2 separate regions of the Homo sapiens genome follow, and region 2 is linked to region 1. The links are chromatin loops, found by intact Hi-C in ENCODE. Cell type or tissue: gastrocnemius medialis. All regions are shown on one strand. Links, peaks and the distances in the headings refer to the core of each region. The heading gives the core; the rest is flanking DNA.

What was found. Peaks named below come from ENCODE experiments on the same cell type or tissue, not always from the same donor. Only the 100,000 strongest peaks of a DNase experiment are listed, where the experiment ranks them.
Region 2: it touches region 1 in a loop (2.1-fold over the local background); 5 of 110 quality-filtered maps call a loop at or near these places.

What each region holds. Positions count from the first base shown.
Region 1 is chr5:43,624,326-43,634,550 of GRCh38, reverse strand. It overlaps NNT (nicotinamide nucleotide transhydrogenase), which reads right to left. Exons shown (of 22, transcript NM_182977.3): 7 at 6,164-6,351. Among named protein-coding and RNA genes, the nearest start is that of NNT-AS1, 26 kb to the right of the region's middle. RefSeq lists an enhancer at 2,970-3,264. In gastrocnemius medialis, for the core only: CTCF peaks have their summits at 3,039 (motif pointing left) and 7,356 (motif pointing left); DNase peaks (open chromatin) are centred at 3,130 and 7,310; H3K27ac peaks cover 6,168 bases.
Region 2 is chr5:43,678,298-43,687,428 of GRCh38, reverse strand. The region is part of intron 19 of NNT (nicotinamide nucleotide transhydrogenase); the gene reads right to left. Among named protein-coding and RNA genes, the nearest start is that of NNT-AS1, 80 kb to the right of the region's middle. RefSeq lists enhancers at 3,667-3,836, 6,268-6,437. In gastrocnemius medialis, for the core only: no CTCF peak of the experiment used is centred there; a DNase peak (open chromatin) is centred at 3,358; H3K27ac peaks cover 5,812 bases.

The sequences.
Region 1 (10,225 bases), core at 1-8,000:
ACAAAAAAAGTAATATAAAAGAATTGGGAATAACTGATCTATAGCATATAGTTTTGTCCTTTATGATCATAATGCATACAGAATAAGAAAATGAATAATAAATCCTTACTTTTGGGAAAAACTTTAGTCATCAAAAACAATATTTCTTTGTGGAATTACACAACTAGAGAGTATAGTTATTCTTGTATCAATCACTCTCTTGCCCGAAAGCACAGGTTTCAACAATTACTATGGAAAGTCATTCTTTTGCGCTATATTTCCACTCCATATGAAAGATAAATTTAACAAGACAGATGGAGAACAAAGCAACATCTCAGGTTCATATATGTAAGGAACTTGCATATTGGAGGAAAACACCTCCCACCCAATTCTCCAGAGACATGGAAAATTACCACAGAAGTCCACATCCTTTGAGGGGTGTATTTTACAGATCCTAACAAGTATAGATAAAAACAAAAAGTATGGCCACCCTAATCTGGATTGTGCCTAAAAAGAGACACAAGTACATATGGCATAAGGTATTTTAATTTACAATCAAGCAATGAATATGTTCCTTCCTCTCTGACAGGACACTTTCTAATTCCCAAACAGCCCTTCCACTACTTCCTAATTCTATCTCCTGAGAGGTCTAGCTAGCCAGCCACCTCAAACTGCAGACTGGGCATGTGTTCCAGTTTTGAATAATTTAAGAAAGTTAAGTTCCCAAGCTTAAATTAGCCTCTGCAATGTTCCTATCCAAAAGTGAACCAACAGAGTGTTCTATAAGAATTTGGGGACAGCACTGAAAAAAATGAAAGGAACTGTACCAACCAAGACCTAAGGAAGGTATCCAGAATTATTAGTTCAGCAACATTTGCTAAGCCACCATTGTGTACAAACCACTATGCCAAGCGCTGGCATAAATCAAAGACTCCTGCTGCACTCACTGGGAGACAAGATAACTGAGGAATGATGGGACTAAGCACTGCTGTAATAGGAAGAACAAGCAAAGTTCTTTGAGTGCAGAAAAAAGAAAAAAGAACACTACTGCTGAGCAGGAGGCAATAGAAACTATGGAGGATGTAGTAATTGAGTTGAGTAGGATTTCAAAAAGCAGGGAAGGGCAAGGATAGTATTCCAAAGAGAAGGAGCAATATGTGCAAAGGCAAAAAAGTATCTTGGCCCATTTGAGGAGATAATAGCAGTCAACATGGCTGAAATCAGGCCCAGAGAATAAGATATTAGTTTAACACCAGACCCAAAAGCTAAATCAGGACCAGATAATGAAAGCCAAGAAATACCTCCAAGGAATGCAAACTTTATACCACAGGTAATTGGGGAGTGGGAGACTATGATCCAACTCTGTTCAGTTTAGATGGCTTGTTTCATCTAATGATGCTGGGAACCCAAGTCGCCCAAGCTACTGTCATCATTGCTAAACAAAAACCCAGGCCTTAGAATAGCTATGGTTCCCCTAAATTAGTAAGGACTAGACCTGAGGTGGGAAACGGGAGAGCTGGGAAGGTATAGGACTTAGCATGTGCTCCATAGTTCTCTTCATTCTCATTGGAACTTAGGTGAAATTTGCCCAAGACACAGTCAGTGCAAAATCACCATGATTCCTTCTCACCCCACACCATACTCCCCTCCCCAACGTACTTATCAGATTTTCAACCTGATTCAGTCCCTTCCTGATTAACTATTCTATGTCTATGAAAAGTTTCTCTAAAAGGGTTTCAGATCACTAGGGATGCTAAAAAATCCTGTGTCTCAAAAGGCTTAGCAGAAAAGATTATGAGCACAGCCTGAACATTACCAGACAGCAGGGCTGCCTTACTTTTTAATGGTAGCCCCAAAGGTCAACGAGCTGGACAGGAAAGTAGAGAGCTTTTCTTTGTGTGCACAGCACCACAAAGCGGGGCTGTCAGCTTGGCCCCATCCTCAAGTTACCTGCATTAAGTGAAATTCTCACCTTTAACCCATCACTCAACCCAATAGGGGGGTGAGATGACGGTTTAAGATATCAGGCAGCATAACAACTAGCTAGCTACAGAACTATCTCATTCCACATACAATCTACGTAAGTACAAGTTCATTGTTTTTTCAAGACCACCAAGTGACGTATACCTAGGACAATAAAAATTTACTAACTCCGTAAAGTTGCTCCCTGAAACTAGTTACTTACCTGTGTCTGCCTCTCAACATTCTTATCCACACCAGGCCTTCAGTCCAGCCTTCCAGGGATCTCAGTCTATAAATCTTAGCTTAGAGAATTTCTGACATTTGACTTAATCCCCTTTGAATCCACTCAAGGAAAACTTCAGAACAATTTCTGCTCTGAGGGTCATTCAAGAGTCAGATACATCATCAGGGGACCCAGGCAAAGGCTCAGGACATAAACCAGTAAAGGTATAATGCCAAGGATATTGTTTTCCAAAGGGCATTTGTACCTTCATGTACTCTTTCAGTCATTTTTGTTAAATGCTCATGCTTTCCGTTTTCAGTGCCCCAGAGATAGGAAAGATCTTTAGAAAAATCACCTTCTTCCATATAATATTCTAATTCACTTTTTTCTTTCTTCCCTTTTTTTTTTTTTTTTTTTCCCAAAAGAAACTGAAGGCCTTTTTCAGCCAGCCTTTTGAGGGTGAGCTCTGGGCTGAGGTACTGATCAAGGACTTTCTGTAAATTTAATGTTCACATTAATCTTCAGATCGTGGCTTCAGAAAACAAGAAAGGCTTAGTGGAACAGATTAATAAAACTTCTTCAACTAGTCTTCAAGACTGTCATACAGTCTGACCTTTTACTAAAGTATGCTAACTATAAACTACTTATAAAAAATAAAATATTATGGGGAGAGGGGAAGGCCCTGAAAGTCAGTATGTGTTTATAAAATAAATCTTGAGTACTATCACTGACATCTAGCTCTGTAATCAATAATAAATCTATATACTCTATTCAAATTATCCCTAGCTCTTTAGAGTATGAGTTGACTAAATAAAACTAGCTTCCTATCCACATGGCTTACTCCATGAGTAAATGTTTTAGCACCCTCTACTGGCCACTTGTTACATCTAATCCTCTCATAACTTCCCCGCTAATGCGCAGCTGCCTCTCAGAGGTCAGATGGTGGCTGCAGCATATGTCACCCCATTCCTTCCTCAGAACCACCTGTGAAACAGCTGAGCCAGGAGCCACTGCCACACAAGGAAAGGATGAATCCTGAAGTGCTCTCCTGACACTGCTTGTGCCTGAGTTATGTCTTCACTGACAGATTTCACAAACACTATCCTGGGTCCGGGGTTTGTCTGATCTGCATGCACCTCCAGAAACCAACCACAGGCCTCATTCCTACACTTACAGATGCTCCCATTGCCTGAGCCCTGCCGAAACCCCCATATCAGACTCCTACCTGTCTGCTTCATCTAGCCGCTCTGGGGGGATGCGGTTATCTGGAGAGACGAGCTCACCTATCACCTGGGTTAACAGAGGACAGAAAGAAAAACACATTTGGAAGGCTTGTTTTCCCCAACAAGCTCACAGATCTGATGCCAATCAATTCTTTGTCCTTGGGTTTATATTAGCCAGGTTTTTTGTTGTGGGGGAAGCTACTGGAGGAGAGTTTCTCCTCTTTCATAGCCTCATGACAAAGCAAATTCTAATTCTCCACAGCACCTCAGAGAAAGTGAGGCTCCTTCACTAGGATCTAACATAAGCAACCAAGAACCCTTTAAGCTCTCATTATATGACCCACTTTCTTTCAGAAAGGAAAAAATTAGAGTCAGTATGGTATTCATTATTCAATAACAAAAGGAAAGGATAGGTGAAGAGAAGAGGTGAGACTATAAAAGGTGGACAGTTTCTTCACTCCCAAATCTTGTTAGATCAAGCTACTGCTTACTGATTAATAAACACTTATTGGTTTGACATCAGTCATGCACTGAGTACAAAATACTCTTTAGAAGGAGATTTGTAAAGGGACTAGAAAGTAATTCCTACCATCAAAAAGCTCACAATTTGGCTGAAAACATGTCAAAGGAAATAATTTAAAACTGACAAAGGGTCATTCCCATAAGTAAAAATATACACTGAAAATTCCATAAATACATATACATACAAAGTCCCCTCTCTCTCACATATATAGAAAAATATGATCAAAATATTAATAACAGTCATCTCTCTGGTAGAACTTCAAATGATCTGTATTTTTTTTCTTATTTATCACCACAGTTTGAATTTCCTACAAGGAGAAGGTAGTATCTTAACAAAGAAAATGTAAATAAATTAACAATCAATTTATCAAGGGTTTGAGCAGAGGAACCTGCTTATGAATATAATATTGTACATACATCAAGCAATGGTGCTGGGATAATTGGCAAGCCACATGCAGAAGAATGAAGCTGGATCCTCACCCCTCACCTTATACAAAAATTAACTCAAAAATGGATCAAACACTTAAATCTAAGACCTGAAACGATAAAAATTCTAGAACATAACATCAGAAAAACTCTTCTAGACACTGGCTTGGGCAAAGAGTTCATGACCAAGAACCAGAAAGCAAATGTAACAAAAACCAAGACAAATAGATGGCACTTAGTTAAACTAAAAAGCTTTTGCACAGTAAAAGAAATAATCAGAGTAAACAGACAACCCAGGATGGGAGAAAATTTTCACAAACTATGCATCTGACAAATGACTAATATCCAGAATCTACAAGGAACTCAAACAAATCAGCAAGAAAAAAATAAATAATCCCATCAAAAAGTGGACAAAGGACATGAATAGACAATTATCAAAAGAAGATATACAAATGGCCAACGAACATATGAAAAAATGCTCAACATCACTAATGATCATGGAAATGCAAATCAAAACTACAATGAGATACCACCTTACTCCTGCAAGAATGGCCATAATTTAAAAATCAAAAAATAACTGATGTTGGCATGGATGTAGTGAAAAGGGAACACTTTTACACTGCTAGTGGGAATGTAAACTAGTACAACCACTATGGAAAGCAGCATGGAGATTCCTTAAAGAACTAAAGTAGAACTACCATTTGATTCAGCAGTCTCACTACTTGGTATCTACCCAGAGGAAAAGAAGTCATTATATAGAAAAGACATTGCATACACATGTTTATAGCAGCACAATTCACAGTTGCAAAAATATGAAACCAGCCTAAATGCGCATCAACCAACGAGTAGATAAACATACATATACATATATACACACACCATGGAATACCACTCAGCCACAAAAAGGAACAAAATAATGGCATTCACAGAAACTTGGATGGAGTTAGAGACCATTATTCTAAGTGAAGTAACTCAGGAATTAAAAACTAAACATTGTTAAAAGTGGAAGCTAAGCTATGATATAATGGGCTTTGGGGACTCAGGGGTTAAGAGTGGGAGGGGGGGTGAGGGATAAAAGACTAAACATTGTGTACAGTGTATACTGCTCAGGTGACAGGTGCACCAAAATCTCAGAAATCACCACTAAAGAACTTTTCTATGCAACCAAACACCACCTGCTCCCCAAAAGCTATTGAAGTTGTTTAAGTTGCAGAGAAAATAATAGTAATAATAATCTTTTCTAAATAAATGGCGTTTTATTCTTCGGAAAAAAAAAAAAACATTGTACACACAGTATAATCTATGAATTTATATAAAAATTCACAAAAGGGCTAGGCGTGGTAACTCACGCCTGTAATCCCAGCACTTTGGGAGACCAAGGCGGGCGGATCACCTGAGGTCAGGAGTTTGAGACCAGCCTGGCCAACATGGCAAAACCCCGACTCTACTAAAAACATAAAGATTAACCAGACGTGGTGGTGGACACCTGTAATCCCAGTTACTTGGGAGGCTGAGGCAGAAGAATCGCCTGAACCCAGGAGACGGAGGTTGCAGTGAGCTGAGACCATGCCACCGCACTCCAGCCTGGGCAACAAGAGCAAGACTTCATCTCAAAAAAAAAATTTTTTCACAGAAAAAATACTTGAAGGAAATTATTAATGACTATGAATTTTGTCATATATTTTCTCGTTTTCTAGTACTTTTATAATAGAAAGTACTAGATCCTTCCTTAAAGAAATTCAAATGTTAAGCAATCATTCACTCTCGCTTTTTTTTAAAAAAAAAGAGTAAAAGTGCTTTTAAAATAACCGTTTACTTAATGGCATACCTGGAATAAGTGCTGTGCTGATAAGGATGTCTACCTCCTTGCATTGTTGAGCAAAGAGTTTCATTTCAGCTTCAATGAACTCTTTGGACATCTCTTTTGCATATCCTCCTTGTCCCTCACCAGATTCCTTCAAGTCCACCTCCAAGGGCTCAGCACCAAGAGACTTGAACTGTTCCAAAGCTGCAGCTCTAGGGTGATTGTTAAAGTGGAAAGAGTAGTTATTTCAGGCCCTAATAAAGAAGTCAAGATCATCATTTACATATACCTTTTTAAGAACAACAAACTATATATTCAAAAGTCAACAGTCCCTTTGATTTCGTACTTAATTGTTCCAATTTTTTTCTAAAGGCAAGTAACATATTTATGAGAATATTCTTTTCTGAAAGAAAAAAAACTACTGAGAATTCCAACTTCTACTTAGTTAAGTTGCAAAAGCGATTTCACAATTGCCAACTCCAGTAATCAATTATGTTCCTTATGACCCCGATGTGGATGATGATGTGATACCTCATATACATCAGGATTTGATATCATTCAAATCACTCAGGATGAGGTTTTTCACTTGTAAATATTCTGAATTTGTTCTTACTAGAGACCTTTCCCACAAAAATAACTCTTTATATGTAAAATTATTCTAATAAAGTGATTTTTACCCCCCAACCAGTCCTTATTAAATTGTGTTTGCAAAAAGTAACCTATAAATAGTAGTAAAGGGTAAAATATGAAAAGCCAACACATTTAAATTATATAAAAATAAATTCAGTTTTAAATAAATAAATAAATGCTACCCAAGTACTGTCTCCTGGTTGGAAAACCACAGCCAACAAACACCTCAGTTCTGTGGTGGACGTGCATGTAACTCATCAATATCCATTCCACTATGGTAAATCTCAAACCCCCCTAATGACAATAATCACTCAGGGTACTTGTTAAAAATTCAAATTCCCAGGCCCCTTCCCAGACCCAGTGAATTATAATCTCCAGCAAGCAGGCCAGACACTATATTATTTTTAGCAAGAGCTGCAGTTCATCCTTGTCATCAGGGAAGTTTGGGAAACCGTGATCTGAGCCAATAAATCCCTAGCAACCATCATGTTCAAGAGTATGCATAAAGGGTAGGACATACAGTCCATGGTTGAGCAAGAGGTTCTCCCTCTGCTGGCTTGAGCAAGGAATCTGGTAGCCCAGATTGCCCCCTGGAGGTAAAGTTGCAACCACAAGTGGAATCAGCCTTAGGAGGAAGACAAAGCCAAGGACAGCAGAGAGGAGTGACAGAAACTGGTCCTTGATAGCACGGAGGAGCATCTCACTCTAATGTGAAAAGGAAGTCATTCCCCTGGATTCTCAGTTAGAAGAAATAATACATTTTCTAATGGTTTAAGCCAATCTGAGTTGGTGTTCCATTTGTGGCAGCCATAGGGATATAGTTCTTTAAAAAGCTTCAGAATTGTCTACCAATATTAATAAGAATTAGATGAATTCAAAATGTTATATTTGTATTTATATGTTATATATATACACACATACATATATGTGTGTATATGTGTGTATACACAGACATATATATTATATATACACATATACATATATATACACATACATATATGTATATAAAATAATCCAAATTTTGTTCTAAAGTTATATATATATAATTTCTATAAGAAATTACACCAAAATATCACTAGCAATTATATCTGGCTGATAGAATAATAAAAGGTATTTTCACTTTCATCCTTATGTTTCTCTCTATTTTTCAATAATGAATATGCATCATTAGAAATATAAGCTATTTCTAAATCTTTGTAGTTATATCTTTGCCCATAAAATAATCTCATAATTTAAAAACATTATAACATATTAGCATTTAAAATGTGTATATCTTTTGATTCCAATATTTCCTTAGAATTTATCTAAGGAAATAATGAGATATCTCCATAAATGTATGTTCTCAGATATAAAGTCATCCCTCAGTATCCATGGGGAATTGGTTCCATGATCCCCCTGAGATATCAAAATCCACGGATGATCAAGCCCCTTATAAAAGACAGTGTAGTATTTGCACGTAGCCTACATACATCTTCCCAAATAGTTTAAATCATCTCTAGATTATTTATAATGCCTAATAAATGTAAATGTTATGTAAATAGTTGTTATACCATATTGTTTAGAGAATAATGACAAGAAAAATGAAATTGGTACTAGCTCAGTACAAACACAATCATTTTTTCTGAATATTTTTGATCTGGTTGAACCCACAGATAATAGAACATGGATAGAGGGCTTACTGTATGTACATGTATATGTATATTGACCTACAGAGTATTGTTTAAATATAGCAAAAAATGAGGCCTAGTTAAATAAATTGCTGTACTTCTCTATACAATGGAATCTTCTGCAGCCACTAAAAATATTTATAGGTAAGGAAAGATCTTCATGATCTACTGTTAATTGAAAAAAGATAAATGGAACAGTAAAATTACATTTTTAATTAATGTGTAGATGAGGAAACACATAAAAAAAATCTCTAGGCAGTGAGACTTTAAGGTATTTTATTTTCTGTTCTTGTGCTTTTTCACATTTTTCCGAATTGGAAGAATAATCATGTACTATTTTATGATAGGAAAGAAAGCAAGGATTTTATATATTTAAACTTTGTGATACAAGCATTAGGCAAGATAATCACTATTGCTAAGAGGGGTATCTCCTAGTTATTGTTTGAAAGAATTCAAAAATCAGACCATTTAAATACCATTGGGCAATGAGCTGTCTGTAAGTTTTTAGGATATTTAACTGAAAATACATACCACTCAATCTTCCAACAAGAATTTAAAATCAAGTATGTTTTCCAATACATTTGGATTTCATATTTATAATATGAAACCAAACCCATCTCAAAATAGTGACTAGAGTAACTAATGAGCTATAATTCTTAGAAAAGTATTAAATCACTTCAGCCACATCTTTCTTCATTGTACACTTGAGATACCCGTATAACAAACTTAATAAATTATAAAGAAAAATTGAGTTTTTGTATTTTTCTAATATAAGCAACAGCCATATTCTAGCTGTTGATTCTGTACACAATCTAAAAAATGACATCAATATACTAAATTCTCAGTAGTTCACCCACCACCAAGTTTCAAATCACCTTTAAGTCAAATACATACATTTCCATTTTAATACTACTGTCCACTACAATGAAAACTTAAACGACCGGCTTTCTATGGGCTTGGAGGTCTTGAGAAAACTTCACATCAACAAACAGTAAAAATAAAATGACAGGATCAATGGCATGCTTAACTCTAGCTATCCTTGGTTTGTGTCCTGGTTACTTTGGAAATGCCTTATTTTCTCATTTCAGCAGGACAGCTTTTTATCAGTATATCACTTTAACTCTAGATAAAGACTATTAACCATATTCTATGGAACATTCTTTACTCTGAAAAGTCACATTCTTCCAACTTTGAATGGTTGCTTTTTTCTTTTTTGATCATTCTATGTTCAAGATTAACAGTAGTATTATTCCTCCAGTACCCTCAGCTGATAATAAATGACTACATTTTTCAACCTCAAAAATTATTAAAACACATATTAACTGTACTCGACTGACATTTAATAAAATCCAGTGTCTAGTGTCTTCTGAAATGAAGAAGAATTTTAATCAAACTTCTCTTTAAAGACAATCTAGGAAAATGTGTATATGTCTGCATTAAAGAAATACACAGTATACATAACCAAGTACTTTCACCCAGGGGCTCAAAAATTATCAGAAAAATATATGCAGCTCTATCTTAACATAAAACACAGAAAGCATAAATAATGCAGCATAAATAATTCATGCGTTGCTAGTCAGGTGAAGTGCCAGTCAGCTTTATTTGCTTCTATTCATTCACGGTAGGGCATGCCCCCAACTCAGCCTGCTATTTTACTCTTTCTTCAGATTCACAAACATCTTTGTTTATGCCCTAACTAGTGCCTAAAAGCATTCTGAACAGAAATAGGTAAAGCAACATGTTAGAAACTCAGGATAGAAAGAATTCTGGTCCCACTGTCAATCCACCC
Region 2 (9,131 bases), core at 1-8,000, 53 kb before region 1:
TGATGGCCAAAGCTCATCGATATTCCATCATCACATGAAGAATATCCAGAATTTCAACATGCAAAGCCTACCAACCTTTTAGTTCTTCTCTTTCAACTATGAACATTATCTTTTATTATGTATATGCTTAAAAAAGAATGAGCTATCCCTGACCATGACAAGATTCTACAGAGGAAAATAACTAAAATGAGGTCATAGAAAGATCTTGCAGGCTTTCAGAATTCTTCCTTTATGCATCTACTTCTTACTATACAATAACATAACTGGTTGACATGACTGTGCTCTCCTAAGAGTTCCTTGAGAATAGGAACAAACCATGTCTTATTTACCAGTTCCTGCCACTCTATTGCAAGGACTCCATTCAAGAGAGAGAAGGAGAGAAGGGGTTTTAAACAACACAGTGTGCCCAATAAAGTATACTGATTTATACACTATCTATGTCTCTTTTTAGAGAAAGGATTTAGAAAAGCAGTATAGGGTAGCAGTTAAGAGTTCTAGATTGCCACTGCCAGGTTCAAAGCATTTGAACAATTTACTTCTGTGTACCTCCATTCTTTCATGTGTACCATGGGATTGATAATAAAATCTCCTCAGAGGACTACTGAGGGATTTAAGTGATGTAGTTTGTATAAAAAGCTTTTCATACAAAGTGCTTTAGGCCAACACCTGGCAGACACAATTGTTCAATAAATGTACACAGCAATTATCCTGTTCAAATACATTTTTGTATAATAATATAAATGTTCATCTGTTTTTCAAATAAATGCATATTTTTAATAATCACTTAATACAAAGAAGCATACATTTTCACATTAAAACAAATGTTGATTTAATGTCAACACTTACTGGGTTGCTTTTCTAATTTTTATCTTGTAATGCCAGTAAAAATCAATAAAGTCCAATAAAAGCCAGAAATTATTTGTATTTGCAGCTACATCAAAAATACTAAAAAACTGTATAGTCAATCTAGATTGAGGCCAATAATTATAAACGTTGGGCTCCCTGGAAACTTGAACAAAACTAACATTCAAATACACATTTATTTTGATACAGTCAAATTTCAAAAGGCCATTTTTAACCATTTAACAGATATGATTAGGCAAAAATGTTGTTTCCTTGGTTGACAGATACAACAAATGTCATCAAATTAGGATAATCTCTTCAATATCTTGAAGCAAAAAAAAAAAAAATTCAACAGTATTTGTTATTTTCCTCTCTCAAATATGAAAACAATAGAGCCTTTCATGGAACATTAGATAATAAAAAAGCTCAGGCTTCAGTCATCAATTAAGAATAGACCCAGGCACAGTTCAAAAAAAGTAGAATAATCTACTCAAATGAAACAACCTGATCTTCAGAACCTTTTAAATTAACCAAGGAAGAATAAAAACTAATATAAGTGTATACAAGAACTATTCACGAATACTGAGTATACTTGGTAAAATATGAAGAAGAAGCAATTCAAAAAGTACTATTTTTTAAAAGCCTCTTTTATAATATATGGTGACATGAACCTCATTCTTTAGAGTTTTTCACAACTTCACATTAGATTTCAGATACCACATGTTTTAAAGGGGACACAACAACAGAAGTTTCCATGATCACAGACCATGGAGACAATATGTCCTACCAGAGTACACAGCAGCAGTTTTCTTGGGCATGTGAGGCTATTGAAGAATATAAAACATTCACCACATGGGTCCTACCACAACTGTTCAAATAAACTATGTTTTGCTTCTTGTATTATGGAAATATCCAGACCTAGTTCAGCAATAAACTATTAAGAATGTTTAATTAAATCAAGCATCCCAATTCAACAGTTACACAAAGAAACTGTAAGTACAATTGGGCCCCTTTCTAAACTATTTAGAGTGCTTTTTCCATTTTTCAGCTTCTTGCTATTATAAATAGTGACAAGGATCAACAGATTTTTTTAAAAAAAATAAGCTCTTTACAACCTTCAACTATTTGCTTACATGTTTTGTGAGTCACCATGCAAAATTTATGTCCATACTCCAAATGTTCAGTTACTTTCCCTTATTTTACTCTGTTTTACATTTTAAAATCAAGCTGGATATAGGGCAATGTACACTGATAGCATTTTGGAATTCTGCCTTCCCAATACTATCATCCCACAATTTTTCTAAATATGTTAATGATAACCTTCTAGGAGGTTGACAAATTAGGCAAAATACATAAACAGAAAATAAAAAGAAGGCTCATTTGTTAAACATCTACTAACTTCTCCTGTTTTAAAACTATAAATATTTATAAATCTATAAAACCTTAATGGTTTAAATAGAACTTAAAGATCTTCCAATCCAACTGCTTCTTAAGGTAGGAACTCTTCATTTAGAAATTATACCAAAAATGTTTGCACACTGTTTTGTCCCAAAAACAGGCTGGAAATTCCACTGTGGATACAATAAAAAGTCCGTAGTATGGGCTATAGCTCAAGGACCTTTGGAATTTTGTTTGTATGTGGCAGTGTTACATTCTGAGGAGGGTCTCTGGAGGTAATCAAATGATTCATTACTATATTCAGTATTTTTTTACATTTAATTATGCATTTCACCTGTGAAAAATATGATAGACTCCCTGAAAAGGCAAGTTTCTTTGGTTTATCACATGCTGATCAGAACTTCTGGTGACAGTTATAAATCATACTTATTAAAACTACAAGGAAAAGGTTTTTTTTTTAAGCAATCATTTTAGTGAATCAGTTCTGAATAAAAATTTCCAAATCATGGTGTCAGCAGGGTAATTGTTCCTGTTAGATAAATTATCCTTGGTAGTGAAAAGGCCTGGACCAACTGGGTCGGGCTAGTCTATCCATCCGAAGGGAAACATGGTAAGGAAGTGAAAAAAAAAAATTCCCGATGAGGCAACTGCTGTCCACAAAAACTAACGAATGAGATGGGTTGTAGAGTCAACATCTCTGGTGAGGCTTCCCAGGCAAAGGAATAAACACCTACCTTTCTAAAACCACCAAAATCCTTCTTAGAAGCAGCCGTTCTGATGAATTCACTCATATAATTCATAGTGAAAAAAAAGTGTTCATTTAACTTCCTAGAACTTTCTAAAAGCCAGAATTAGAGAACACTTTGTACTTTTCTTTTTTTGAAGGCAAATAAGGGCTGAACTGCTACTCTGTTTCTGAATTCTGTTGTTCATCCATGGCCTTCCCTTCTTCAGAAAAAAAAAAAAAAAATTATGAAAGAAAGCTTACGAAAATATCTCAGGGGAACAATTTTTCTAATGCAGAATAATAGACCTTGTCTTATGAATGTGAATCAGGAAATATTTGACAGGCTACAGTCACATTTTCCATCTGTACATGTGGCCTGTGACACTGAGGCCACCCAAAGAGATGAGCTGTCACCTAAGAAGGATCAGCTCAGATGGTCTGGTGCAAACATCAACGCAGTCCTCTATAAAACCATGTCCCAAAACTACCTTTTCCATCCTGAGGAGAGTAATTATAGATTGTGCCCAAATCTGGCTTTCCCATCGCTTAACCAAATCCAACTACCAGGCCCAGAATAGAAACTGTATGACTACTGACACTGTTTTGATTTTAAAATAGGCAACAAGATTATGAAGAATGATACCAGAAAAAAAAAATTCAATTTGCAACTAACTCTTGAATATTACATTCTGGCATATTATAGAGATTTAGTTAAAATTATACATAATTTCATCTTTCTGTCTGAATAATTTTTATGATGCTATTAAATGGCTGCTGGAATGCAATGGCTAATGAGCTCAATAAAATGAAAATTATTTATAAGCAAGATCCTTATTTATTTGTTCACATGAACTTCATTGTAAAAACTCAGCTCAAAGAGTTTCCTGTAACTAATACTAAAACCAGAAGCCAAAAATCACCCTGATGGTCAGTGACAATGATTTCATCAACAGTGAAAGTTTTTTCCTCAGATCACAGGAATGCCTGTGACAAGAGTTTATAAGGAATGCATCCTAGAGTGGTATGACCAAAAGAGGCTTTACAAAGCACCTAAAGCACAGGCTTTAATGCAGTCTTCTGTTCTTTCCACCATACCAATATGCTGTGGACAAGATAAAGCCAATCTGGGATGAAGGTGGCCACTTTCTAGGAGCATAACAGACACCTTTGATCTGGGAGATTACTAGCAACTCCACACAATAGGTTGAACATAGATGTGAGTGAATGCACATACTTTCTTTGGTTTTCCTCTCTTCCATCAAAGTTTCACTCATTTGACCAGTTACACGAATAACCCATACCCACTATCCTGCCACCATGTTTTTCGAGAAGGCAGCCCCAATGCAAAGTGCAAAGAAACACACCACATTCTTTGAGAAAACCAAAAGCGCTGGCTAATTCAAGGCCAAATAGTGGCAGCTATAACTTTGAAACTCTGATACAATAACCTATGTTACAGCTGTTCTCTGGTGTTTCAAGTAGCATTGAAATTGGGAGACAAATGGGCTTATAATCTCCAAGTCAGATTATCTTGAAGCCTATTAATTAATCAATTAATTAACTAATGTAAATTCCATAAGACCAGGAATTTTCAGCTGTTGTCTTCACTGAGGTATCCCCTGGACCTACAACAGTAGCTTAGGAAAGAGTAGTATATATTATAATTATTTGTTCAATGAATGGTTATGGATATGAATAGTGGTATCTTTATTTTATAAAAGTATTACAAAGCTGACATGAAACTGCTAAATAATGTCTATTTCGTTACTCAAATACTATACAAGATAATTTTAACTGGCCTAGTTTCTATTCTCGTCAGAAATACATGACTTTATTGCTTTACCAATTTGCAAGCCTTGACTCTTCCTCCACCCAAAAACATAACAAATCCAAGAAGGCTGGACTTTGTTTATCTGAATCATACTTATCCATGAAAAACAGGAAAATCCTGCCTGAGTGTGGTGGCTCACGCCTGTAATCCCAGCACTCTGGGAAGCCAAGGTGGGCAGATCACCTGAGGTCAGGAGTTTGAGACCAGCCTGGCCAACATGATGAAATCCCATTTCCACTAAAAATACAAAAATTAGTCAGGCGTGGTGGCGCATGCCTGTAATCCCAGCTACTTGGGAGGCTGAGGTGGGAGAATCGCTTAAACCTAGGAGGCGGAGGTTGCAGTGAGCCGAGATCACACCACTGAACTCCAAGCTAGGTGACAGAGCAAGATTCCAACAAAAAAAAAAAAAAAAAAAAAAGAATCCAGTTAGACAGTTAGATGGACAAAATATTTTATATTTTCAAGTGTCTTCAAAGAATCAATTTCTAAGTAAAAATAATATGTATTTAAACTTATAGCCATATTACACAAGACTGTAAAACATTATTAGACTGCAAATACCACAGGCAGCTAGATGTGTTTAGACAGTACATAAAAAATAAATGAAAATATTTATTTTTAAAAACATGCAAGATATTTCAGGTTGTAAAAAGTTTAAAATATCTCCTGGACAGCTAACTACTCCTTGCATTCTTACTACTACTCTACTTGTCTTAGCATACTATCACATTAAATGGAATTCATTCATTGATTGATCTGTTAATAGAGATTTCTTCATAACTATAAACTTTTGAGGACTGGACTTACGCATCCTTGTATGCTCAGTACCTAGCAATAAATTTCTCAGTAAGTTATTAGTAGAAGGATATAGCAGAACATTAACATGAAAGCAATACATAACATCAGCTAGTCAATCAAAGAAGTTGAGGCCGGGTGCGGTGGCTCACGCCTGTAATCCCAGCACTTTGGGAGGCTGAGGCAAGCAGTTTACTTGAGGTGAGGAGTTCAAGACCAGCCTGGCCAACGTGGCGAAACCCCGTCTCTACCAAAAATACAAAAATTAGCCAGGTGTGGTGGTATGCGCCTGTAGTCCCAGCTACTTGGCAGGCTGAGGCAGGAGAATTGCTTTGAACCCGGGAGGCAGAGGTTGCAGTGAGCTGAAATCATGCCACTGCCCTCCAGCCTGGGTGACAAGAGTGAAACTCCATCTCAAAAACAAAATAATAATTAAAAAAAATAAGTTGAAAGTTGTTCAATAAATTCAAATGACTTCTGTGATAATTCAAGCAATGATTTATAGAAAGAAAATCAAGCAGTAATTATAATAAAAAAATTCTACCCCTTTCTTTTTTTTTTTTTTTTTTTTTGAGAAGGAGCCTCGCTCTGTCACCCAGGCTGGAGTGCAATGGCACGATCTTGGCTCACTGCGAGCTCCACCTCCTGGGTTCACGCCATTCTCCTGCCTCACCCTCCCGAGTAGCTGGGACTACAGGTGCCCGCCACCATGCCTGGCTAATCTTTTGTATTTTTAGTAGAGACGGGGTTTCACCATGTTAGCTAGGATGGTCTTGATCTCCTGACCTCTTGGTCTGCCTGCCTCAGCCTCCCAAAGTGCTGGGATTACAGGCATATTCTACCCCTCCCTAATTACTCAATGGGAACATTATCTCTGCCTTATAATGAAAAGCCTATCATATAATCAGTCCAAAAATTGGGAAGGAAAAAGACAAAATATCTGTGGCTCTTACGTCGTAAGATTGTTGTCATAAAATCCTTTTAGACATCAAGCAGAAGTTAGGTAAGCTATACAGGCATTCTGGGCTACTGGGAAGCAAATGATATCTTGGCCACTAACAAAAGTCTAAGCCAGTGAACTTTCATGACATTCTAAAATGAGTTCTTGTCATGAAATGTCATGTGCTTCATTATATAATCTTAGCTCGTGAGCATATTATGACTATGGGCAAAGTAAAGGAAAACAGGAGTGTCTCTAAATCAATCATGGGCCATGAAGCCAGACAGACTGTATGACAGATGCGATTTTTCTTGGCACCACTTGGGTATAACTAATTGATGACAATCATATGTCCACACTGGCACATTTCCACAGGGGATGTGTGTGAATATGTCACCACATCTGGATGCTAGGCATGCTGGGGTCCTGAGGCACAAAGACCTGCTAACTCCAGAGGCCCAGCAGCTGTACTCAATGAACACCGTGGGAGCTCCACAGAGTGATGAAAGGACTAAATTACTGCAAACTGTAAATACAGATTTATTTCATTAAAATATGAGGTAACTGCTGCAGCCATCTCTTGTTCAAACAGACGTTTGCCCTTTAAAAAAAAAAGGAAAAAAGCTAGCATCTATGTATATACATATTCCTAACTTCGTAAAGAAAATTTGCATTTCTCCTGTGAAAAGCTAACACACGCACAAAGCAAAATCACAAAGTTTCTACAAATCTCTTTCAATAAAAAAAATTCACACAGAAAAATATGATGATCTGCTGTCATAATTTTAGCAAGAATAGTCCTCTTCCATTTAATTCAAATGGAAGATTTACATAATTTGTTACAAAGTTCATGTTGAAAATTCAACATACTATAGTAAAAAAAAACTACAATATATTAATATATTTTACCTTTAATATGAAAGAAAGATGACTATAAATAACTTACAAATAGAGAAACTAGACTGAATTAATAATCTTATTCTGATCCTACATAATAAATTATTAATAAATTTATAAAATTATTTGAACTATGTTAATAATTATGTGAAGCAATGAAAAGCTCTCTCATGAAAAGGCTTTGGTCCTATTCACACAATTACTTCAATAAAAAATGTAGAACTGAAAAACTATTCATATATGTATAATTAAATATTTCTCTTAAACCTTTCATCAAATAATTACTCTTCCCAAGCACTGTCACAGAAATCATCCTACAACAGTAGTTTATATCATGTCCTCATAGATAAAATTCTAATTTTAATCAGATCAGAAACAAAAAATTCATTTGTCTTATCCTTTTTCCTTTCAGATCATTTTTCCCATCTCTCTTATTTCCTTTGACATTTCCCTTAAGATGCTGCCTTCCTTCAAGCTACACTACAGTCACGATGTTCTTCACTCCACATCCACCTATTTAACACTGGACTGATTTTCCAAGATGTCTGGTTAACCTAGGCTGATCAACAGGTAACAAGAGAGGTATGCCAAATTAATCCTTCCCTTCCCTAAGGATAATTAAGACATGAAAGGCATTTTTCTTTCTCTATTATGATTGCCACCCATCTCCTAAATATTTATGTGGTGAAAGAGGGCATTACGAATACATTACACTTTTTCACATCTGGACTAAATAGAGAAAACAGTTTCTTTTTAGGAAAATCATAAAACGTTGTTTAACATATCATTTTCACTTGCAGGCCTACAAATGTTCTCAGCAGCAAAATGATGGCTTTAAAAAGCACAGCTTAATATCCTATGTAAAAATTGGAATAAGTAACTAAAAAGTAGACTTCTTATACAAAAATTTAAAAATAAAGTCAATGACTTTTCTCATCTTCTACCTTCAATTCATCTAAGACTCTCAATAAACATGAAAATCTTGTCACAGAAATGCTGGTCCCACCACAAAATAGTATTTTGATTCTATATATTTGACAAACACAGACTATAGATTGGAGGAAGGAGTGGAGAAGGAGTGAGACAAGAAAGGAAGTGTAGGAAACAAAGGAAGGAAGAAATAAAGTGCAGCTGACACTAATACAATTAACTGCCGACACTAATACAATTAAGGTAGCCCCCTGATTTCATCATCTAAGTTTCTTTCACCACTACTAGTAGCTGGGACATTCCAGCCAGAGATTAAGATTCTGCATCCAGTCCAGCACAAGTACTCTGACTGGCTAACTCAGCTAACTCAGCAAAACAGTAACCAGGGCACAGGTTTATTACTTGGTCTTGCTCTTCAAGGCCTCTCTTTTAAGACCTTTTGTTTTTATTCAGTGTGACCGGAAACCAAAAAGATACAACTTGATGTAGTTAAAATGCTTCGCTTGACCTCTTTCCTCAAATCAAACCACAGAGAAACAAGACATCCGATTTCCCCATTAATAAATCTCCAAGAATTTGGAATAACACATTTTCCTTTTCTAAAATGAGTCGATAATATTTGAGTTGACGCTAATCCAGGAACAGCAAAATCTAAATAGTAAGACTAAGACCAGAATATGGCTTGTTCATTAACAACTTAACTTCTTTACCTAGGATTACACATGTAAAACACCACTTTAAGAAACAGTCATCTTTTTCAGAAGCCA